Linked DNA regions of Homo sapiens: regions 1 and 2 are each linked to region 3. A link is a loop called in an ENCODE intact Hi-C map of the cell type or tissue named here. Cell type or tissue: psoas muscle. All regions are shown on one strand.

Region 1 (8,000 bases), 190 kb after region 3:
AATTGCTTGAACCTGGGAGGCAGAGGTTATGAGCCAAGATCATACCATTGCACTCCAGCCTGAGTGACCTGACTGAGACTGTCTCAAAAAGAGTAAAAAATAAAAATTAAAAAAATAAACTGTTGACGACTAGTTAACTACGAGGCCTTATCACTGTGGCCTGTAAACAACCTAAGGGCAAAGCCCAAGTCACTCTTCCTTCTCATCACACCTTCCCTGCGCATAATGCAGAAAAAGTAAAGGTAAGTTGGCTAAAAGTATAACCTTCCAAGTGTGTCAAAAGTCCTTCAGATCCAGACAGCCAGAAAGTAGGTTAGTTATTACCTAGGGCTGAGGAGGGCCAGGGATGAGGACTGACTGCTAATGAGTACAGGGTTTTTTGGGGGATGATGAAAATGTTCTAAACTTAGATTGTGGTAAGGGCTGCACAACCCTATGGGTATATTCAAAACACTGAACTGTACACTTAAAATGGGTGAATTTTTATGGTATGTGACTTATATCTCAAATATATCTCAGCTACTCAGGAAGGCTGAGGTGGGAGAATCAGGAGAATAGCTTGAACCCAGAAGGCAGCGGTTGCAGTGAGCCGAGATTGCACCATTGCACTCCAGCCTGGGCAACAAGAGCGAAACTCCATCTCAAAAAAAAGAAAAAAAAAAAAAAAGAAATCCCTAGATAAGAGCAGTCCCAAATCCAATTCCCCTGGTGTCTAAAGGACTTAAAACAAAAACAAAAACTTTGGCCCAGCACAGTGGCTCACGCCTGTAATCCCAGCACTGTGGGAGGCCGAGGCAGGTGGATCACCTAAGGTCAAGAGTTCAAGACCAGCCTGGCCAACATGGTGAAACCCCATCTCTACTAAAAATAACAAAAATTAGCCAGGCATGGTGGCGCTCACCTGTAATCCCACCTACTCGGGAGGCTGAGGCAGGAGAATGGCTGGAACCCGGGAGGCAGAGGTTGCAGTGAGCCGAGATCGCACCACTGCACTCTAGTCAGTGCAGTGCAGTATATGTGTGTGTATATATATATATATATGTGTATATATATGTGTATATATGTATATATATGTGTGTATATATGTATATATGTGTGTATATATGTATATGTGTGTGTATGTGTGTGTATATATGTGTATATATGTGTGTGTATATATGTGTATATGTGTGTGTATATGTGTATATATGTGTGTATATGTGTATATACATGTGTGTGTATATATATGCGTATATATATGCGTGTGTATATATGTGTGTGTATGTGTGTGTGTGTATATATATATATATGGGGTTTTTTTGGTGTGTGTGTGTGTGTGTGTGTGTGTGTGTGTGTGTGTGTGTTTTGAGATGGAGTCTTGCTCTGTCACCCAGACTAGAGTGCAGTGGTGCGATCTTGGCTCACTGAAACCTCCGCCTCCCGGGTTGAAGCTATTCTTGTGCCTCAGCCTCCTGGGTAGCTGGGACTAAAGTTGCGAGTCATCACGCCCAGCTAATTTTTTGGATTTTTGGTAGAGACAGGGTCTTGCTATGCTGCCCGGGCTAGTCTTGAACTCCTGGCCTTAAGCGAACCGCCTGCCTTGGCCTCCCAAAGTGCTGGGATTATAGGTATGAGCCACTGTGCCCAGCTCTCAAAGATTTTTTTTTTTTAAGATGGAGTCTCTCTCTGCCCCCCAGGCTGGAGTACAGTGGCACGATCTCAGCTCACTGCAACCTCTGCCTCCCGGGTTCCAGCCATTCTCCTGCCTCAGCCTCCCGAGTAGGTGGGATTACAGGTGAGCGCCACCATGCCTGGCTAATTTTTGTTATTTTTAGTAGAGATGGGGTTTCACCATGTTGGCCAGGCTGGTCTTGAACTCTTGACCTTAGGTGATCCACCTGCCTCGGCCTCCCACAGTGCTGGGATTACAGGCGTGAGCCACTGTGCTGGGCCAAAGTTTTTGTTTTTGTTTTAAGTCCTTTAGACACCAGGGGAATTGGATTTGGGACTGCTCTTATCTAGGGATTTCTTTTTTTTCTTTTTTTTTCTTTTTTTTGAGATGGAGTTTTGCTCTTGTTGCCCAGGCTGGAGTGCAATGGTGCAATCTCGGCTCACTGCAACCGCTGCCTTCTGGGTTCAAGCTATTCTCCTGAGTTCAGGTGATTCTCCCACCTCAGCCTTCCTGAGTAGCTGGGATTACAGGCGTGTGTCACCACACCCAGCTAATTTTGTATTTTTAGTAGAGACTGGGTTTCTCCATGTTGGTCAGGCTGGTCTCGAACTCCCAACCTCAGGTGATCCACTCACCTTGGCCTCCCAAAATGCTGGGATTACAGGCATGAGCCACTGTGCCCGGCCATCTAGGGATTTCTATTCATGTTTCTGGACCCCACACTATCTGATTTGCATCATAAACACTCAGAGATGGCCAGGTGAGGTGGCTCACACCTGTAATTCCAACACTTGAGGAGGTCAAAGCAGGAGGATTATTTGAGGTCAGGAGTTCAAGAACAGCCTGAGCAACATTGTGAGGCCCTACCTCCAGGAAAAAAAAATATATATATTATATAATATATATAATATATATTATATAATATATAATTATATAATATTATATATTTATTATATATAATATATATTATATATTATATATTTATTATATATAATATATATTATATATATTATATATTATATTAATATATAATATATAATATATATTATTATATATATTATATATAATTATATATATATATGCCAGGCACAGTGGCTTACACCTGTAATCCCAGCACTTCGGGAGGCTGAGGCAGGCAGATCACTTGAGGTCAGGAGTTCGAGACCAGCCTGGCCAACGTGGTGAAACTCTGTCTCTACTAAAAATACAAAAAATTAGCCAGGCATGGTGGCATGTGCCTCTAGTCCCAGCTACTCAGGAGACTGAGGCAGAATTGCTTGAACCCAAGAGGCAGAGGTTGCAGTAAGCCGAGATCATGCCACTGTACTCTAGCCTGGGTGACAGAGTGAGATCCTGTTTCTAAAAATAAATAAATATAATAAAAACAAAAACTAAAAATTTAGCAGGCATGGTGGTACACACCTGTAGTCCTAGCTACTTGGGAGACTGTGCCGAGAATATTCCTAGAGCCCAGGGGTTCCAGGCTGCAGTGAGCTATGATTGTGACACTGCACTCCAGCCTGGGTGATAGAACAAAATCCTGTCTCCAAAAATAAAAAATAAACACGGTAACCAAATCCCGTGAGCCCTTGAGATTGCCTTCCTGTCTGTCATGTGCAAAAGGCCACCTCTGTTCATGTGTCCTGTACCTGCATCCAGGTTTTCAAGAAATGCTCATCTGGTCCTAGGTGTGTGGTGGCTGCATCAGGACAGCTTGGCACCTGACCTCTGGGGTCTTTCCCTGCTAGCCTTTCTCATTTTGCAGACTTTTAGTTCTGTGACTCGATGCCAAAACAGTGATCCCCTTGACCACCACTGCAGGACCCCTGCTAAGGGGACAATATTGGAAAAGTATTGGGGAATGCATGACAGGGGACCAGAAGGATGAATAGTCCTGCCTAGGATTCCCCTCCATTCTCAATCCCTGGGGCAGGCAGTTGGGTTCTCACCTCCTTCACCAGATGCCCCTGTTGCCCCCCACCCTAAGAACCCCCTGACACATGGACACAAGACACCCATCCATCTGAGAGATGTTTAATATATCTTAGGTTCAAGGTACAAAACACAGGGCAGGTGCTGATCCCTAGAAAGTCACCTGCCACCCTGTCAGCCCCTGCTTAGCCAGGCATCCCAGCCCCCAGAGCAATGGAGCAGTGGCCCTGAGATGCTGGGTTCCTTCTCTGTTTGGGGAATGTTCAGGTGGTGACATGGCAGCCCAGAGGCCACTATGTCCCCTCCTCAAAAAACCCAGACCCAAGGATCAGAAAGGTCTAGACTTAGACCCAGAGCAGCAGATCCCAGGGTGACCCCAGTTAAGCAACAGGCCTGAACTGAAGCCTGGCCCAGCCTCTTGGCCTTGGTCTTGGAAAAGGAGGAAATATTACCCCAATACCTGGCAGCAAAGGGAAGGGGCTAAAGCAGGAAGTGGAGGCAGAGGTTCCCACTGCCCTAAAAAAATGGACTATGGGTAGCTGACCCAACAGGGCAGCAAAGCCCAAGGGTGAGGCCTGCCCCACCTCCCACCCCAGTTCCTCTAAGGGCCAGCCCCTCACGGAGCCTCACTGCCAGGACACCACTGACCCAGTGCTGGGGAGGGAGTTGGGGCAGGGAAGGCTGGCATCCACTGAAGAATAGGAATGATGCTCTTGCTTTGCGGGCAGGAGCAGCTGCCTATAGAGTCCCCGGGAAAACCCACTAGGGAAGGGGGACCAGCAACCCAAGTCTCTGGGCCTAGCCCGTAGAAGGCCTGGACTGGGTCCTGAGCCAGAGTAGAGGCCTTAATGAAACAGAAAGTGGCAGGGGTTAGGAGCAGGGAGGTGGTGAGAAAGGCCCCTGTGAGGACCAGCTTAGGTGACCCCTCTGACTAGCTCCAAGGAAGCCCAATTACTACTTCAACCCAGGCCCTTCTGGCCCCATGTCAAGTTTCGAGGGCTCTACCCATCACCCAGGGAGCACTTCCCACAGGGATTCCACCTCCTGCTCCTCCCCGAGGCCTTGAGCTACAGCCGGCTGCCTCTGTTGAACTGGATGCACCAGTGGGAGGTAGCGGTGCCTGGGCTGAGATGGGTGTGGTCCTTGTGGCCCATGAGGGGCTGCAGCTCCTGCTGCTGGGGGAGGTCAGCGCTGCTCTCACTGCGAGAGCGGCCAGCCTTGGCCAGGCTCGGTGGGAAGGCGAAGCTAGAGCGTGGATCAGAAGGTAGGTGGAGAGGGACCTGGGGCTCTTCAGTGCCCCGTGGATGGGGAGGCAGGCAGGTCAGAATTGGGGCCTGGTTACAGGGAGGGGACGCTAGGCTCTCCAGGGATGAGATGCTCTGGTTCCAACCCGTCTGCATGTCCACAGGCACAATCTTGGTGGTTTCCGAGGACACGTACACTGCCAGGTCCCCCTGCCCACTCTTCCAGGGGAGCTCCTTTTCTGCACAGGTTGGGGAGGGGGGAATGATTCGTGGGCTTGGGCACACCTCAAGGCTTCCTGGGGACAGAGAGTACACATGAACTCATTACCAATACAGTGGAAATCTCAAGTATAAGCACATTCTTATAAATTCATGCCACAGTTTCCATATGCCGTCCATTTTTGCGATTATCGGATGAATGTCTTGCTGAGGCGAAGTACCACAGCTTGTTTTACTCTCCACTCTATCCCCAACACCTAGCACAGGGCCGGGCACACAGTAGTTGCTCAAGAAATTGAACATTATTTTCATCAAAGAAACGAAAATAAGGAAAGTTGGCTTATGGCTCATGCCGTAATCCCAGCACTTTGGGAGGCCAAGGTGGTGGATCACCTGAGCTCAGGAGTTAGTGACCAGCCTGGCCAACATGATGAAACCCTGTCTCTACTAAAAATACAAAAATTAGCCAAGCACAGTGGCACACGCCTGTAATCCCAGGTACTCGGGAGGCTGAGGCAAGAGAATCACTTGAACCCGGGAGGCAGAGGTTGCAATGAGCCGAGATCTCGCCACTGCACTCCAGCCTGGGTGAAAGAGTGAGACTCTATATAAAAAATAAATAAAAATAAAAAATAAGAAGATAGCAAAAGCAGGAGCCAGGCAGGAAGCCCCATCTCCAGTCCCCTCACCCTACTGCAGCACTGGTCTCTGAAACAGCCTCCTGCCAAGCCCCATCCCAGCCAACCAGCGAGGGAGAAACGCCAGCCACCAGAGAGGGAAAGAAAGACCTGGAGGCTACAGGCCAAAGGTTTTTCTGCTGAGCATCCTGCCTGAGTACCCACCACAGCCCTTTGGTGGGACAAAGCCCAGGAGTGTGAGCTCATGCAAACCTAACAGCAGGCCAGAGCTTTGCCGCAAAGGGGATGACGAGGCATAGGGGACCTGAGCTAAGAATCCCAGAACTGCAGGGGCGGGGCTGAATTACAGGAAATCTGAGGTTCTGAAGGAGGAAACCTGGAAAGAGAATTCCTCTGGCCACCAACCACCCCAGCTCTCCAAAGTACAGTACAGCCTGTATCTGTTCATCGATAAAGTCCTGAGCAGCCCAATAAGCTTCTGTTTGAGTACATGTGTGAAATGTATTGATGCTATGATTAAAAGTAAAATGGTATCTCTTGAAAGACCTGGAATATTAAAATGCGATAACAACAACAAAAAGTGTAAAACAAAAAACCTTTGGTATTCACCTTTACAGGCTGCTAGGGAATGAATTCTTTGGTCTGAAAACTGATAAATGAAAGAATCAAGCATTTACTGGGTGAACTGTACCTCAAAGTAACCAAATAATTGATGAGGCGAGGTTTTTTGTTTTTTTGTTTGTTTGAGATGGAGTCTTGCTCTGTCACCTAGGCTAGAGTGTAGAGGCACGATCTCAGCTCACTGCAGTCTCCACCTCTCAGGTTCAAGCTATTCTCCCATCTCAGCCTCCAGAGTAGCTGGGATTACAGGTGCCCACCACCATGCCTAGCTAATTTTTTTTTTTTCGTATTTTTAGTAGAGACAGGTTTTCACCATGTTGGCCAGACTGGTCTCAAACTCCTGACCTCAGGTGATCTGCACACCTTGGCCTCCCGAAGTGCTGGAATTATAGGTGTGAGCCACTGCCTGTGGATTTACTGGTTTAAAGGAAATTTAAGAGACAGAGAAACATATTAAATGACACTTTGGGGATGCAACCAACAAAATCCAGACAGAGAAAGACTGTAGGACAAATAAGCAGGTTTCTTCAGTAAATACATCGTGAAGAAAAAAAAGTAGGGGGTTTGGGGGAAACTATGGATCAGGGTTTATCAAAGTTGACACTTGACATTTTGGGACAGCTACTCCTTTGCTGGTGAGGGTTGTCCTGTTCATTGTAGGATGTTTAGCAGCATCCCTGGCCTCTACCCCTCCATCCAAGGCCATCCTCCCCAGTTGTGACAACCAAAAATGTCTCTGGGCATTGCCAAATGTCCCCTGGGGGAGCAAAATCACTCCACCACCATCCCCCTGGAGAATCACTGCTATAGGTTAAAAGGGACATTGGACAAGCCTACTGTAAAAATATATATATATATATATATATATATATATATATATATATATATATATATATAATCAGGGAAATTTGAACGATGTTTGATGACAGATTTTTAGATATGGGAAAGGCATTGTGGTTACATATTTTTTAAAGAATCCTTTTTTCTTCCCCAAGAGACAGAGTGTTGTTCTGTTGCCCAGGCTGGAGTGTAGTGGCGTGATCATAGCTCACTGCAGCCTCAGCCTCCTGGGGTCAATTGACTAGAGGCATGCATCAGGAATCCTTATCTGAGGCCGGGTGGAGTGGCTTGAGCCCAAGAGGTTGAGGAAGCAGTGAGTCATGATCCGGCCACTGCACTCTTGCTTGGGTGTCAAAGAGAGATCCTAACTCAAAAAAAAAAAAAAAAAAATCCTTATCTGGCTGGGCATGGTAGTTCACGCCTTTCATCTCATCACTTTAGGAGGCTGAGAAGTAAAGATCACTTGAGCTCAGGACTTTAAGACTAGCCTGGGCAACATAACAAGGCCTCATCTCTACCAGAAAAAAAAAAAAAAAAAAGGCTGGGCATGATGGTGTGTGCCTGTAGTCCCAGCTACTCGGGAGGCTAAGGCAAAAGGACTGCTTAAGTCGGGGCATTCAAGGCTGCAGTGAGCTATGATCGCACCACTGCACTCCAGCCTGGGTGACAGAGAGAGACCATCTTGAAAGAAAAAAAAAGAATCCTTATATTTTAGAGACATGTACTGAAGTATTTATTGATAAAGTGATATGATATTTGAGACTTGCATCAAAGGAACCCAGTGGAGGGTGGGGCATAGGTGAGGTTTAGGTGAAATAAGATTGGCTATGAGTAGGTAATTATTGAAGCTGGATA
Region 2 (8,000 bases), 100 kb after region 3:
CTCACTTTAAACTCATGACCACTATTGTAACTGCGCCCTTAGTGGTGCCCAGTTCTTCTGATTTTTTTTTTTTTTTTTTTTTTGAGAGAGTCTCGCTCGATTGCCCAGGGTGGAGTGCAGTGGCACAATCTCGGCTCACTGCAACCTCTGCCTCCTGAGTTCAAGATATTCTCCTGCCCCAGCCTCCCGAGTAGCTGGGTCTACCCACCATGCCCAGCTAATTTTTGTATTTTTAGTAGAGATGGGGTTTCACCATATTGGCCATGCTGGTCTTGAACTCCTGGCCACAAGTGATCTGCTGGCCTTGGCCTCCCAAAGTGCTGGGATTACAGGTGTGAGCCACTGTGCCCGGCATCTCCTAATATAATACTCTGGCCAATTTACTCTTCTATTCTCTGAGACAAATATTTCACATCTCTCTTCAAACTTCCAACACCTTCTCTTCCCTCCTTACACCCAGGTGCCAACCTCCTTTATTTCCCTGAGAGGCAATCAAAGAAAACATCTACATGATCACACCATCAAATCTACCAACTCTCCTGTATCTGTATTAATAAATTCTCTGCCTTCCTTCTTATTACAATAGATGAACTATCTGTGCTTTTATTTAAAACCAGCCTCTCCACTGGTGGACTGGATTCCATTTTCTTGTAACGGTCCCTTTTCTCCCTGGCATCATCAGTTTTCCCTCTACTAGATCACTTCTACCAGGATCTCCTTGACCCCATCCCTTCTCCAGCTAGTTCCATTTCTCTGCTTCCCTTTACTGCAAAACTCCTTGAAGGGGTTGATATGGGTTGGCTGTGTCCCCACCCAAATCTCATCTTGAATTGTAGCTCCCATAATTCCCACATGACATGGGAGGGACCTGGTGGGAAGTAACTGAATTATGGGGGCGGGTCTTTCCCATGCTGTTCTTGGTGATAGTAAGTCTCACGAGATCTGATGGTTTTATAAAGGGGAGTTCCCCTACACAAGCTCTCTTGCCTGCCACCATGTAAGACGTGACTTTGCTCCTCATTCACCTTCCACCATGATTGTGAGGCCTCCCCAGCCATGTGGAACTGTGAGTCAATTAAACCTCTTTCCTTTATAAATTACCCTGTCTTGGGTATGTCTTTATTAGCAGTGTGAGAACAGACTAATACAAGGGTTGTCTATATTCAGTAACTTTACTGCCTTGCTTCCAATTTTTTTCTTGAATTCACCTCAGTGAGGCTTTCATTCTCATGCATCCCCTGAAGCTGTTCATTAATGTCTTCTTCATTGCCAAATACCATAATCACTTCTCAGTCCCAGGCTCCCTCCCTCCCTATCAGGAGAAGCATTTGACCTAGCATTGATCACTCCCTCCTTCTTGAAACACATTCTTCACTTGGCTTCCAGGATATTACTTCCTCTTGGCTTTTTCCCCTCTATCTTACTGGCTGCTGCTTTCTCACTCTCCATGATGGTTTCTCTTTATCTACTTCTAATTGTTGGAGGGCTCAGGACCAGTCCTCAGATCTCTTTTCTATCTATATTCACTCTTTTGGTGAGATTTCATCCAGTCTCAGAGTTTTACTGTCACCCATACACTTATAATCTCCAAATTTATATTTCCAGCCATACCTTCTTCCCTAAACTCTGGACTAGTATGTCCAATTACCAAATTGGCATCTCTGGAAAGTTTTAATAAGGCACCTGAAACTTAAGATGTCCAAAACCCAACTCTTGATATTTATCTTAAAATCTCTACCTCCCATTCTTTTCCATCTTAGTAAATGAAAGCTCTGTTCTTCTAGTTATTCAGACTCAAAACCACAGAATTACCATTGACCCTCTTTCTCCCACACTTTATCCTGGATCCATCAGCAAACCATGGAGTGTCATCTTCAGAACATATTCAGAATCTGACTACTTCTCACCACCTCCACCGCTATCTGTCTAGCCCAAGCCATCATCATCTGTTACGCTGATTCCAATCTCTCCAAAGCATTTTAAAAAAATTTCTACCCTCCTCCCCATAGTCTATTCTCAGCCCAACATTCACAGTAATTCTTAAGTGAGATCACATCACTCCCTTGCTACAAACTCTCCAACTCCTTCTGATCTCACCCAGAAAAAAGTCTGGCATCTTTCTTACTTCATCTATACACTCTACTTTCTTTGCTGAGGCCGCACTGGCCTCCCTGAGGTTCCTTGTACATGAAAAGTATGTTCCAGCCTCAGGACTTTTGCATTTATTCCCACTGTCTAGAAAGTTCTCCTCCCAGACCCACATGGCTTATACTCCCACTTCATTCAAGTCTCTACTTTTATGGTGCCTCATCAGAGAAGCTTTCTGGACCATTCTATCTAAAGCATCGCCTCCTCCTTATCACGCTCTATGCCCTTATATAATTTTTTCACAGCATTTACCATAACCTGACATATATTTGCATGCTAAAATGTTTATCATGTGTCTTACCCCATGAGAATGTAAGCTCTATGAAAGTAGGGACTGTCTTCTTATTATGGTAAAATATACATGGAACTTTATTTTGGTTGCTACTTTATCTCCAGAGCTAGAACAGTGTCTGGGACACTGTAGGTGTTCAATGAGTTTGGTTGAATAAATAAGTAACAGAAGAGTGATCTCTGTCACTAACTCTGAAACTAACTTCTGTTTTTGTTTTCAAGATGGAGTCTTGCTCTGTTGCCCATGGAGTGCAGTGGCCCGATCTTGGCTTACTGCAACCTCTGCCTCCCAGGTTCAAGCAATTCTCCTGCCTCTCAGCCTCCTGAGTAGCTGGGATTACAGGCGCATGCCACCATGCTCAGCTATTTTGTGTGTGTGTATTTTTGGTAGAGACGGGGTTTCACCATGTTGGCCAGGCTGGTGTCGAACTCCTGACCTCGTGATCCACCCGGCTCAGCCTCCCAAAGTGCTGGGATTACAGGCATGAGCCACCGTGCCCAGCCTGAAACTAACTTCTTCTGAAAGTAAGTCAGAATAGAAGTGACTGTGAGTAAAGACTAGATGTCCTGGGATGCTGCTTAACTAAAATAGCAAGTAGCTGCAATGCTCACTTTCCTACAAATTTTCCCTAATATATATATCATGTTAAACTCATACCCTACAGATTTCTCGAGGTTCCAAGAACCACTGGTGACCCTAAAATACAACTTAAGAAATGCTAATACAATTTCAGAAGGGTTAATTCCAAAATTTTCACTTATATCTTCTATCTTCATGCCTATGAAGAAGACCTGTAAACTGACAGGAAGCTGTTACCTGAACTAAGCTTCAAAAGCCTTCCAGTGCTGGAGTCAGGGTTTGACAGAGAAGTTAATAAGTCTCCACAGGAATGTGAAGCGGTGGTCTTTATGTCATTTGAAGGCTTTATGCTATACTCTTGATAGTTCTTGCTTCTCTGAGGCCTTTTACCAAGACTTCCATGCAGGGATAGAGTTTGAGAATAACAACTGTCATAATTTTCCAGACCAACATCTGAAGGTAACTGATAGGGATGGATCTGGCTAGAATCACCCACATCCAGGCATTTACTCAATGAGGCATCATGGGTAAGATGAAAAGTATCAGGTTTTGGTATCAATTCCTTTTCTGGAGAAGAACCTGAAGACTTATTGTCCAAAAAAGATACTTGGTACCCTTCTCTAGTCATCTTCTCTGGGGATCGGACTGTGGACTGACGAGGCGAGTAGTGTCTGAACTCTAAACACCACCAAGGCAAAAAAACAAAACATGATAAGAATTCTTTGTGGCCTAGCTGGGAGTACCTCTGTTCACTGAACATATTCTCTGTCTGCCAGAAACACCTCTCAGGAAGAGGTGGTTTATAATTCTGATCAATGGTAGCATAAAGTGATGAAAGGACTTCCACATGGAACACCACCACCACCAATAAAATGTGGGACTTTTGTGTAAACAGTAAAGAATCTATAACATTCTGGAGACAAATTCTGTTTCTTTTTTTTTTTTGAGACAGGGTCTCACTCTGTCGCCCAGGCTGGAGTGCAGTGGCGCAATCTCAGCTCAGTGCAACCTTCGCTTCCCAGAGGGAAGCGATTCTCGTACCTCAGCCTCCCGAATAACTGGGATTACAGGCACATGCCACCATGCCCAGCTAGCTTTTGTATTTTTAGTAGAGATGGGGTTTCACCGTGTTGGCCAGGCTGGTCTCCAACTCCTGACCTCAAGTGATCCACCCGCCTCGGCCTCCCAAAGTGCTGAGATTATAGGCAAGCACCACCATGCCCGGCTAATTTTTGTATTTTTTGTAGAGATGGAGTTTCACCATGTTGGCCATGCTGGTCTCAAACTCCTGACCTCAGGTGATCCACCTGCCTCGGACTCCCAAAATGCTGGGATTACAGGCATGAGCCACTGTGCCTGGTCCGAAAAAAATTTTTTTAATTAGCCAGGTGTGGTGGTAGTCCTAACTACTTGGGAGGCTGAGGTGGGAGGATTGCTTGAGCCCAGAAGTTTGAGGTTATTATGAGCTCTGATTGTGCCACTGTACTGTACTCCAGCCTGGGCAACAGATTGAGAACTTGTCTCAAAAATAAAAAAAATTAAAAAAAAAGAGAGAAGGAAGTGGGAAGAGAGAGAGAGAACGAACTGCCTAGAAATCTACACCCATCTAAAATACCCTTCAAGAATGATAGTGAAATAGAGGCATTATCACACAAAGAAAAGCTGAAAGAGCTCATCACTAATAGACCTACATTAAAGTATGTGCCACTGTAAGGCAAAGGAAAATGATATCAGAAGGGAAGCCTGGGAAGAAAAAGGAAGTGAACAAACAGTAGTAAATTAATGGATAGATTTAAATCTACACTGACTATATAAAAAATAATATCTTGTGAAGTCTTTAAAAATATAGAGAATTAAAATTCATAATAACAACATATAAGTCAGGAAAGAGTAAATGAAATAAAGTACTGTACGGTTTTTGAATTATCCAAAAGAAGACTTAAGGTATTAACAATTTAAAAATTATGTAAGTTAAGGATACATATTATCATTTGGGGAATAATACTAAAAGTATAGAAAATGTATATAACTTATAAACCAGTAGAGAGAAACAAATGGATGAATAAAAAATAATAAATACAAAAGAAGGCAAGAAAGGTAACAAAAAGAATAGTCATCCAACGCAAAAAAAATCAAGAACAAAGGAGGTCAGAATATGCACTCTTTAAGCAGAAAAGTCTCACAGGTTACTAATCATCCAGGACAGTCCCTCACAAAAGCAGAAATTAGTTGACTAAATAGGGCCCCCATATTGAGACATCTTCATCTCCCAAATCCCATCACATCCAGACTTCTCTGATTAGTGTGGGGGAAAAATACTCAGTGAGCAAAATATTTACCATCTTCCTGGTGATTGTCACTTGGCATCTCCCTTCTTGCTACTTCCTGTGTCTAAAAAAAGTTCGAAAGTTTAGGTAGAAGGAAGTCCATGCGCGTTCAAATGTGAGCTTATTAGACTAGGGGTTCAGAATACCTTCCTATTAATGGGAAAGACTATCCTTGCAAGCTAGGGAAACAGACCTTTAAGCAAAGGTCCAGTTTAAGTCTATTTTAAAACAGTCACAATACAAGGAGATTCCAGAGTTGCTTGAATATCCTTAGGAAGTAAAGGACATAGCAAACAATGACTGTACTTTCTCTGCCTTAGATAGCTCATAGAAGGTAGATGAGGGCCACTTTCCAGCTTTGCTTTTTCTGTTTAAAGGACTCTCATGCTTATTTTACCAGCTGATAAAGCTATCAACCACCATAGCTAAGGGGGTTTTAATAGGCTGAAAATTAATCTGAGGCATAACTAGGCAAGGACTGAAGGAAAACAGAAAGCCATCTAGGGTTTGCTTTTAAAAAAATTATCTTAAAGTATTCAGTGTCTTTTTGGTAGTCATGGAGAGAAAGAAATCCCACTTCCTTATTTCTTAAACTAAAAAGATACAGCAAACTATTCAATTTCCTTTTTTCTCACTTCAAGAAGTAATTTCAGAGAAGTTTTTTTGTTTGCTTTTTTATCTAAGAAGTGCTATTTAACTGGAGATTGCAATACTCTTTGTCTCCATTTCCTTAAGTCAATATGGTTTTAAAAAATGGTAACTGAGATTGTTTCTAAGTCACCCAAGTATAATCTCCAAAAACAAAGAAACTGATTAAATGCTTATCTTTTTAAAAGATGAAGGTAGTCTATACCCAAACTGAAAAGAATAGTACTAACTTTTTACTAATTCAGTCTTGATTGTCCAAATTATGGATTAATCAGAGCCTTTGCTGCTTTTCTTTCTCCTCCTGGCTATTTTCTACAATTTTATTGCTCATAAATGTATCAAAGAAAAGGCACAGAAAGGGAGAAGGTGAATATAAAGTAGTCAGTTCTGCTCCTTGTATCATATTCACTCACACAAACAAGTCTTACATAATGGTTGCATCCCTTCTGTCACCAATTTTTTCACTAAAACCTTATTTTTCACTCCTCCCCCATCTTGCATGATCTCTATCTTCCCATTGCCCACAACTTCCATGCCATCTTTACCCCTTAAACTTTACTTTTTCTGTTATACTGCAGAGGCAGCTTTGGGAAAGTCATACCTAAAATGTAAGACTCAGTATTAAAGGGTGTAGGTAGAAAATGTAAGAAGCAAGGCAACAGGAGATGGAGATATTGGATAGAGGGGAGAAAATTTAAAACCAGCCAAAAACTGTAACAGTTGCATTCTTGTTTGAGGACCAAAATGCCTTTCATAGATATGCTAAAGTTATATGTATAAATATATGACATTAGATAACAGGTTAGTGTGAGAGAGAGGGAAATGGGAGATTGAAATTAATGGAGAAGGTACTCTGCATTCTGTCCTGCCCTTTCCTTTAAAAGGGTCTAAAATGCCTTCATCAAACAAGTCCTCTGAGACCTTCATAAATAATTGAGAGCCCACTGAATTATCAGTATTAATCATTGACTAGTCAACAGATCAGCAGGAGAGTGAATACATTACCTGTGTCCCCAGTGGGAAGGTGTCTAATTTCTGATCACGTGTACCATTGCCCTGAGTTGCAGAAGTACTTAGGGAATCCTTTATTTCCCGGTTGGGGAAGGGAATAAAAAGTCCTTTGTTTGAGTCTGTGTTAAAAGAAAAAGCAAACAATAAAGCACTCACTGACCAGACTTCAAAGGCAGCATGTCTAATGGATAGATACTAAAAGGAAAGTCACAAGATTGAGTGCTAGTTCTGGTGCCACCACTTGGAGACCACATGAATTTGAGCAAATCACTTAACCTCTCTACTTCTCTCACTTCGTTTGGAAAACAGAGATGATAAAATCTAAACTGCCTATCTGTTAGGGTTGAGCCAGGTTAAAACAGGATAATGGATATGAAATGGCTTCATAATTTATGAAGTGCTCAACAGAAACTGAGTGGAAGGCAAATATTTTGCACATTTCCTAAGCGAATAAATAATTAACTGTGATACCAATTCCATAATCTCCAACTACAGGGGGAGATGCTGGGAATAGACTCCTGGCATTATACATCTCCAGGGTACTAATCAGCAGTCAGCACTGATTGACCATTTCAAACTAGCCTTTTTCTGCCTTGCTTTCTCTCTTTTGTAAAAAGAGAAAACTAAGCTGGGCGTGGTGGCTCACGCCTGTAATCCCAGCACTTTGGGAGGCTGAGGTGGGCAGATCACTTGAGGTTAGGAGTTCGAGACCAGCCTGACCATCATGGTGAAACTCTGTCTCTACTAAAAATACAAAAATTAGCCGGGCCGGGAGTGGTGGCGCGCGCCTATAATCCCAGCTACTCAGGAGGCTAAGGCAGGAGAATTGCTTGAACCAGGGAGGTGGAGGTTGCAGTGAGCCACGACTGTGCCACTGCACTCCAGCCTGGGCGACACAGTGAGACTCTATCTCAATAAAACAACAACAACAACAACAACAAAAACAAAAAAAAGAGAGAGAAACCAGTCAGGACCTATTTCATGGAGAAGAATGC
Region 3 (8,000 bases):
TGGCAGTTAGGCCCGCGCCAGGCCATCTGTTGGCTCATAGCCGGGCAAGCCTGCCTTGGAAGCCTAGCTCTGCCCACAAGTCCTGCCAGGAGGCTAGAGAGCAGCCTTAACTGTGGGCCAAGTGGACACAAGTGTGGCCTAACGAGGACACCTGGCATGGAGCCCAGTTTGGCAAGCGGAGCAGAGAGAGGGACAGCTGGGCTCTCCCTCCAGATTCCTGCCGTGTCTCTTCCTGCATGATGCTGGGGCATGGTGGTTTTTTGTTTTCTTGTTTTCTTTTTGACTAAATATAATTTTTTAATTCCAAAAAGTTGGTAGAAGGATGACTTGGTGTAGACTCTCCAAGGGGTATACATTGTCACCCCTTTGTCAAAACACTGCATGTATATACCGTGCGACCCTGCAACCCAACTTATAAGATTGTGTCCCGTAGATTAACATGGGATAGCATGTACAGAGGTGTTTATGCCAGCCTTGTTGGTAGCAGCAAACTATTAGAACCAATGGAATATCCGGTGATTTGGTTATGGTCTGGTTAAGTAAACCATGGTCTATTCTTACAATGGAATACTACGAGAGAGTGCTCAAAAGCATGAAGTTCCATAAGGGCTGATTTAGAAATATGTTGTTAGGTGAAAAGTTGCAAAGCGTTACATGTAATCCCTCATCTTGGTAGACTACCAGATGGACATATATGCATGTTTTTGGAAGCATAGGCGCCAAGTTGTCATGAGTGACAACCTCTGGGGAGAGGGATTTATAGAGGCTGGTAGGGGGAAGATTTCAATGTTGACTTTTTATGTACTCTTCTATTGTTTAAATGTATTACAGTGAACACATTTTATAATTTGATACATTCAATAAAGATATTTAAGGAAAATTAGGACATATAGGTAAGCAAAGAGAAGGGTACCCACACCCAGCAGCCATCAAAGCTGAGGCCTGTGCTGGAGAGCCTGGGACCTTTGTGGTCCAGGTTTTGTTTCGCATTGTGGGGCATTGTAGGGCTGGTCTGAGTCTTAGGGAACCCCCATGAAGCCACTTCTCTTTACACCTGAAGACTCCCAAGTCCTATGGGGGTGCTTGAGGGCCCAGGCCAGAGCTGGACCCTTCTCATGTCAGCTGGCCAGAGCTGCAGGGCCCCTGTCCAGGTATAGCCACTGTGAGCAGGTGACCACTTAACTGGCTGTTTTTCTGTCTGTCCTTTGCCTCTTCCTCCTGACCCCTACTCCTGTATTCCCTTTGTTGGTTACATCTTGCACTGGCATATACTTTAGCCCGATTTTATTATTTATTTATTTATTTATTTATTTTGAGAAGGAGTCTTGCTTTGTTGCCTAGGCTGGAGTGCAATGGCGCAATCTCGGCTCACTGCAACCTCCGCCTCCCAGGTTGAAACGATCCTCCTGCCTCAGCTTTCTGAGTAACTGGGATTACAGGCGTGTGCCACCACGCCTGGCTAATTTTTGTATTTTTAGTAGAGATGCGGTTTCACCATGTTGGTCAGGCTGGTCTCAAACTCCTGACCTTGTGATCCACCTGCCTTGGCCTCCCAAAGTGATGGGATTACAGGTGTGAGCCACCGCGCCTGGCCTTTAGCCCGATTTTATCTGAGAAGCTATTTATGGTCAAGTCAGTAAGAGTCCCCACAGGAGCCAATAACTGCTGTTTCCAAATCCCTGCCACAGGATGTCTTGTCAGAACTTGCTCTGGTGGGTGATAACATATACTTTTTCTTGGGTTTACTCAGCGATTTCTTGGGCCTGGTTTCCGAGGTGGAGCCAGTGCTTGAACCCCTGCTAGGCCTTTTGAAGTACCCTCAGCCTAGGCAGATGTCAGCCATTCAGGGCCCTTAGTAAATAAGGCTTTCTGGGTGACTAGGGTTTCTTGATGGCAGAGACGGAAATGCTTCAACACCTTATTTTAAACATTGCATAATACACTTCTGGAATATATTAGTCTCATTTCCCTGCTTGCTTGCTTCCTTTCCTTTCTTTCTTTCCTTCCTTCTTTTTTTTTTTTCTTTTTCTTTTTGAGACTGGGTCTTGCTCTGTTGCCCAGGCTGGAGTACAGTGACCCAAACACAACTCACCGCAGCCTTGACCTCCCAGGCTCAAGCAATCCTCCCAACTCAGCCCCCCAAGTATGTAGGGCTACAGGCATGCACCACCGCACTTAGCTAATTTTTGTATGTTTTGTAGAGAAGGGGTTTTGCCATGTTTCCCAGGCTGGTCTTGAACTCCTGGGCTCAAGTGATCTTCTTGCCTTGGCCTCCCAAAGTACTGGGATTACATGCATGAGCCATCACGCTTAGCTCCTTTTCCTTTTTTAAGACAGGGTCTCACTCTGTCGCCCAGGTTGGATTGCAGTGGCATGATCATGACCCACTGCAGCCTCAACCTCCTGGGCTCAAGTGATCCTTCTACCTCACCTTTCCCAAGTAGCTGGGAGTACAGGCATGTGTTACCATGTCTGGCTAATTTTTTATTTTTTAGTGGAGACAGGGTCTCACTATGTTGCCCAGGCTCCCTGCTTTCTTAAGTGGCATACACTGAACATAGCAGAGTCTCTCCTGCATTAACGGCTGTTAGACTTGGAATGAGATGGAACAGAACCACTGTCCCTGAGGGCCCAGGTCTGCCTCCCATAGTTTTGTCCCTGGCCTTCTGTCAGGCCACCCATTCACTCTTCCTGCTGTGGTCAGGATGCCTGCTATAGCACCAGGGTCCCCTTCCCAACCTGTAGCTGCTCTTGGGCTTTGAGCTCAGTGATCAGACACACTGCAGCTTGTTAGGAGGATCTGCATCCAGAATGAACAGGTGCAAGGACATGATATGACTGTCTCTAAGTCATCTGCGCCTGCTCAGGGTCAGGACCCTAGTGCCCCTATGGGTTGCCAGAACCTTTCTTGAGTTCTTCTGTGTGGAGCCAGGCATCAGGCAGACCATGGCTCCCTTCCGGACAGCTGTGTGATGCAGAGATGTATTTGCCCACTTGTAAAATGAAACAGAAATCACTTACTCGTAGGTTGTAAGGATTCAACAGCGCAGTCCTAGCCAGAGTGGATGCTCAATAGATATTTGCCTGATTGGATGAGTGACAGCTCTTTTTTTTTTTTGAGACAGAGTCTCACTCTGTTGCCAGGCTGGAGTGCAGTGGCATGATCTTGGCTCACTGCAACCTCCGCCTCCTGGGTTCAAGCGATTCTCCTGCCTTAGCCTCCCAAGTAACTGGGATTACAGGCACCCGCCACCACGCCCGCCTAATTTTTGTCTTTTTAGTAGAGACGGGGTTTCACGATGTTGGCCAGGATGGTCTTGATCTCTTGACCTCGTGATCCGCCCACCTCGGTCTCCCAAAGTGCTGAGATTACAGGCATGAGCCACTGTGCCCAGCCATGACAGCTCTACTGGCACTGGCTGAGTACTAGGCTTTGGGGGTGTGGGGGAGGAAAAGCCAAGTCTCCCACCCCCCAACCCCAGGGATGCACCATATCATAGATTTCCCTGTTTCTGAGTTATTAAGCACTTGCTTTTATTAGACACATACTAGGCAGTAGAGACAAAAGGAGTTGAGACTTAGATAAAGGGAATTGGAGACTTGGGAGGGTCTGGCTGAGAGGGAGAGCAAGAGTGTAGAGGGCTGAGGATGCCCATGCTTCCCTCCACGTCCTCTTCAGCCTTGTCCCTCTGAAGGCTTTGTCTTCACTCATGCAAGACAGACCAGTTCCTTATGACCGACTCAGGTCTGTGTGGTCTCCGGTTTGGCTTTCCAGGCTTATATCCACCTATTGTTCTCTTTCTTTTCTTTTCTTTTCTTTTTTTTGAGACAGGGCCTCACTCTGTTGCCTGGGCTGGAGTGCAGTGGCTCCATCATGGCTCACTGTAGCCTTGACCACCTAGGCTGCAAACCATGCACCACGACGCCCAGCTGATTTTGTTTATTTTTGGTAGAGACAAGGTCTCATTATGTTGGCCAGTCTGGTCTCAAAACTTCTGGGCTCAAGTCATCTTTCAGCCTCGGCCTTCCAAAGTGCTGGGATTACAGGTGTGAGCCACCGTGCCCGGCCAACTTCTGTTCTTTTTTTTTTTTGAGACAGAGTTTTATTCTTGTTGCCCAGGCTGGAGTGCAATGGCACAATCTTGGCTCACCGCAACCTCCGCCTCCCGTGTTCAAGTGATTCTCCTGCCTCAGCCTCCTGAGTACTAGGATTACAGGCAAGCGCCACCATGCCTGGCTAATTTTGTGTGTGTGTGTGTGTGTGTGTGTGTGTGTGTGTGTGTGTGTGTGTGTGTATGTGTTTACTAGATACAGGGTTTCTCCATGTTGGTCAGGCTGGTCTCGAGCCCTCGACCGCAGGTGATCTGCCCATCTTGGCCTCCCAAAGTGCTGGGATTACAGGCGTGAGCCACCGCGCCTGGCCCAACTCCTGTTCTTTATGAGACATTCCTGCATAGCTCTGTGGGTACCTGTAGTCCCACTCCCTCAGAGGTTGATGACTGGGAGATGCTGACCAGGAGTCTGAGGCAGTGATTAAATTGGAGGGATGTGTTGAAGGGGAACTGGAGCTGGCGTACCCTCTTCCCACCAGAGGGGCCCCTCGCTGTGGACAATGCCATCCTCCCACCACAAGGGGGTGCGCCAGGATCACTCCACTTCTCAAGGAGCCTGGGGAGGGAGGTGTGGCTGGACCCCGTGAGTCATCCAGGCTCTCTCTCTGCTTTTCCGTGGGGCAGCTGCCACCAGCACTGTCCCTTGGGTCTCTGCTCTGGGCCCTACTTCCCTCACTTAAGTCTCAGTTGGCCTTCTCAGATGAGGTAGGGCTTGTCGCTTAGTGTCTCCTGTCTGTGTACCTCTACCCATCCTCACCTCCCTGTGCCCTATCTTCCTGGGTTGGGAAGGAGAAGGCCAGGGGACATTTCCTGATGCTCTTTGCCTTGGTGCCCAGTGCAGGCTGCTCCAGCCTTGCCCACCACACCGTCCTCATTTACCCTCACCTGGGTCATGCCAGCAGCTCAGAGTTGGAGCTGCAGGTACAGCACAGTGTGCTATGAACCCATGGGTCTTGGGAGCTCCAAGTAGGAGCTTGAGGCAGCCCAGGGATCAGGGCTACACTTCTCAGGCTCCTAGAACCATGCACCTCCCTAGGTAGTCACCACTCTTGTCTTGCCACCCTGGCCTCTCCAGGAGAGGGAAAATTTGTCTTCAGGACAGAGGATGAATTTTTCTCTCTCCTCAACCTCATTTGGCACTCCCTCTGAGGGGCATGTAGGATGTATGTGGCATGTATAGGTACATATATGCAGGGTGACTCCGGGAGATGGCCAAACCAGGCACCTGAACACCATGTAAGCACTGCAGGTCCACACGGTCAGGCTGGCGATGGGTTATCAGTTGATTGACAAGTCTCTCCTACCCTGTACCCCAGTTTGGAGGCCTCTCCATTGGGCTCCTTGGCGTCTGCCTCATCCAACACCTACTCCCTGGCTGATGTTTTAAAAAATCTATCCTGCACTAGAATGTTGGTCTTCCTCCTTTTCAGAGGCAGGAAAGTCAAGGCCCCGAAGGGTGCTTTAGTAGGCTAGGCTGCTGCTTTGTGGCCTGGGCACCTGCTCTGTGTGTCCAAACCTAGCAACTCCCCTGAAGGACCAAGGAGTAGGCACAAGGGGCAGTGCTGGGATTGCCCCTGTGTGAATGTGTGTGGTCCTGAGGACCGCTGGGCAGATTGGTGGCAGGGGAAAGGAATATGTGGAGGAGCAGCCCTGACTGGTGCTGGACACTGCTTTCCTGGCCAGCTCTTGCCTGGCCCTGGGCACTTGCCCAGACCTTGCCCCACTTTGGATGCTCAGGCAATGGTTTTCAGGCCTTGACCTCAACAGAGGCTTTCGTGCTTGGCTGGTGGATGGGGCTTTTCCCTCTGAGGAGTCATCTGAAACTCAGCTTTTACTGCCTGCCCTTGTCCCTGTGCTGGTGGCCACTCAGAGGCTCCACAGCCCCAGGGTCTCCCCTGCAGCTGTCATCAGTTCTTCTGAGGCTGTTCCATGGGTATCCAGGCCACTGGTCTCACTGGGAGCCCCTGAGTGGCCCTCAGGGGCTGGGTTGCAGGGAGTCAATGTGGTCTGGGCCTGACGAGGCTAGAACAGTGTCATAGCTGGACAGGCTCCTGGAGGTACCGTTATCCAGCTCTCTTCATCTGGGAAGCTGGGTCCAAGGTAAGGCCCAAGGGCGTAATTATGGTCTCCTGACACCTGTCTTGGCAGTTCCTGACCAATCACTCTATGTTCTTTGATTTTTTTCCCCCTTTATCTATTCTTCCATTTGTTCACTCAAGGATGCCTGGACTATATCTCTGTGAACTGGCCCCCAACTCAGGAACGGGTAGTCATGCAAAAAGGACCCTGTTTCTGGGGCCCTTGTCTTTTCCTCAGGCCTTGCCACATGGGATCTAGCTTGAAACTTGAAGGGTTGGGAGCTGATGAATACAGATGAGCTGCAGTCCATGATGTAGCACACAAGGCCCTGAGGCTGCCAGGTCATGGGTTCAGCTCTGCCTGTTTTCCCATGCCCCCAACCCTTTAACCTTCAAACTAGATACCATATCACAAGGCCTGGGAGAGCACAGGGTCCTGGAATGTCACCCTTCGGTATCTGCCCAGGCTCCATGCCTCCCACCTCCCCCAGTGGCTTCAGTCATTTGGACCTAGCTTCCACTGTGTGGTCAAGCAGGTGACCACGTCCCTCCCAGGGGCCAGCCCAGGTCCACAGCACTGGCTCACTCTGGCATGTTACTGTTGCCCCCGCACCTGTCCCACAAGGCCCTTGAGCAGGGCCGCTGAGGGGAGGGCTGAAAGGCAGGGTGGGTGGGGTCCTGGGGGTGCTGTACTGGACCAGCTTGTATAGTTACTGCTTCTGCCATCTTCTTGCCTGGACCAAGCCTCTTGGCTCTGCCAGCGAAAGGTATGGGATGGATTAACTCTACCTCTGGCCTGGGCTGCTCTGTCCAGTTTCTTTTTTCTTCTTTTTTCTTTTTCTTTCTTTTTTTTTTTCCCCTTCTTCCTCCCTCCCTCCCTCTTTCTTTTTTCTTTCTTTGTTTCTTTCATGAAAGAGTCTCATTCTGTCACCTAGGCTGGAGGACAGTGGCATGAACACTGCAGTCTTGACCTCCTGGGCTCAAGTGATCCTCTCACCTTAGCCTTTCGAGTAGTTGGGACCACAGGCACATGCTGCCACATCTGGCTAATCTTTGTATTTTTTGTAGAGACAGAGTCTCTCTGTGTTGCTCAGGCTGGTCTTGAGCTTCTGGGCTCAAGTGATCCTCCCACCTCAGCCTCTCAAAGTGCTGGGATTACAGGCATGAGCCACCACGCCCAGCCTCTGTCCAGTTTTTATGAGCCGCAGGGAATGGGACTTTATGCTGACAGTGCATGAGCTCACAGCCCCAGATGAGGTTTGATCCCACGAGCCCAAACACAGGGCCTAGGTCAAAGCAAAATGAGTATTTCCTACTTTTCTCCTTTGGGCTGGCTCTAGGCACCGTGGAACTGGCAGGATGCTCCTGCCAGGATCCAGCCTGACCTGCTTATTCTCACTGAGAACAGCCACCTCTAGGGAGCCCTAGAAATCCCCTCCACCTCCAACTGAGTGAGCCCCAACTTTCCTTCGTGTCCTTCTGAAGATGGCTGTGCGTGTGGAACAGGAGCCCAGCATCAAGAGCTGACAGGATTGCTCAGGTGGTGCAGGCCAGCAGACCCAGAAGCTAGACATGGGCATGGGCCAGGTTTTTTTTTTTTTTTTGAGACAGAGTCTCCCTCTGTCTCACAGGCTGGAGTGCAGTGGCATGATCTTGGCTCACTGCAGTCTCAACCTCCCAGACTCAAGCCATCCTCCCACCTTAGCCTCCCAGGTAGCTGAGACTACAGGCATGTACCACTGCGCTGGGCTCATTTTGTTTTATTTTTTGTGGAGACTAGGTCTCACTATGTTGCCCAGGCTGGTCTCAA

The links. Peaks named below come from ENCODE experiments on the same cell type or tissue, not always from the same donor. Only the 100,000 strongest peaks of a DNase experiment are listed, where the experiment ranks them.
Region 1: a loop joins it to region 3, with 3 times the contacts of the local background. A loop is called at or near these places in 21 of 110 quality-filtered maps.
Region 2: a loop joins it to region 3, with 2.4 times the contacts of the local background. A loop is called at or near these places in 28 of 110 quality-filtered maps.

What each region holds. Positions count from the first base shown.
Region 1 is chr16:67,267,861-67,275,860 of GRCh38, reverse strand. It overlaps SLC9A5 (solute carrier family 9 member A5), which reads right to left. Exons shown (of 16, transcript NM_004594.3): 16 at 3,670-5,123. The coding sequence ends at 4,651. All of the region lies in intron 2 of LOC124903701 (a long non-coding RNA gene), which reads left to right. Among named protein-coding and RNA genes, the nearest start is that of PLEKHG4, 7.7 kb to the left of the region's middle. RefSeq lists a silencer at 4,970-5,227. In psoas muscle, no CTCF peak of the experiment used is centred here; a DNase peak (open chromatin) is centred at 7,410.
Region 2 is chr16:67,362,714-67,370,713 of GRCh38, reverse strand. It overlaps LRRC36 (leucine rich repeat containing 36), which reads right to left. Exons shown (of 14, transcript NM_018296.6): 6 at 7,000-7,124; 7 at 5,359-5,410; 8 at 3,257-3,697. Among named protein-coding and RNA genes, the nearest start is that of TPPP3, 27 kb to the left of the region's middle. In psoas muscle, no CTCF peak of the experiment used is centred here; no DNase peak of the experiment used is centred here; H3K27me3 peaks cover 279 bases.
Region 3 is chr16:67,462,622-67,470,621 of GRCh38, reverse strand. All of the region lies in intron 1 of ATP6V0D1 (ATPase H+ transporting V0 subunit d1), which reads left to right. Among named protein-coding and RNA genes, the nearest start is that of ATP6V0D1, 15 kb to the left of the region's middle. RefSeq lists enhancers at 4,186-4,686, 4,687-5,187. In psoas muscle, a CTCF peak has its summit at 4,622 (motif pointing right); DNase peaks (open chromatin) are centred at 131, 4,671 and 5,821; H3K27ac peaks cover 2,187 bases.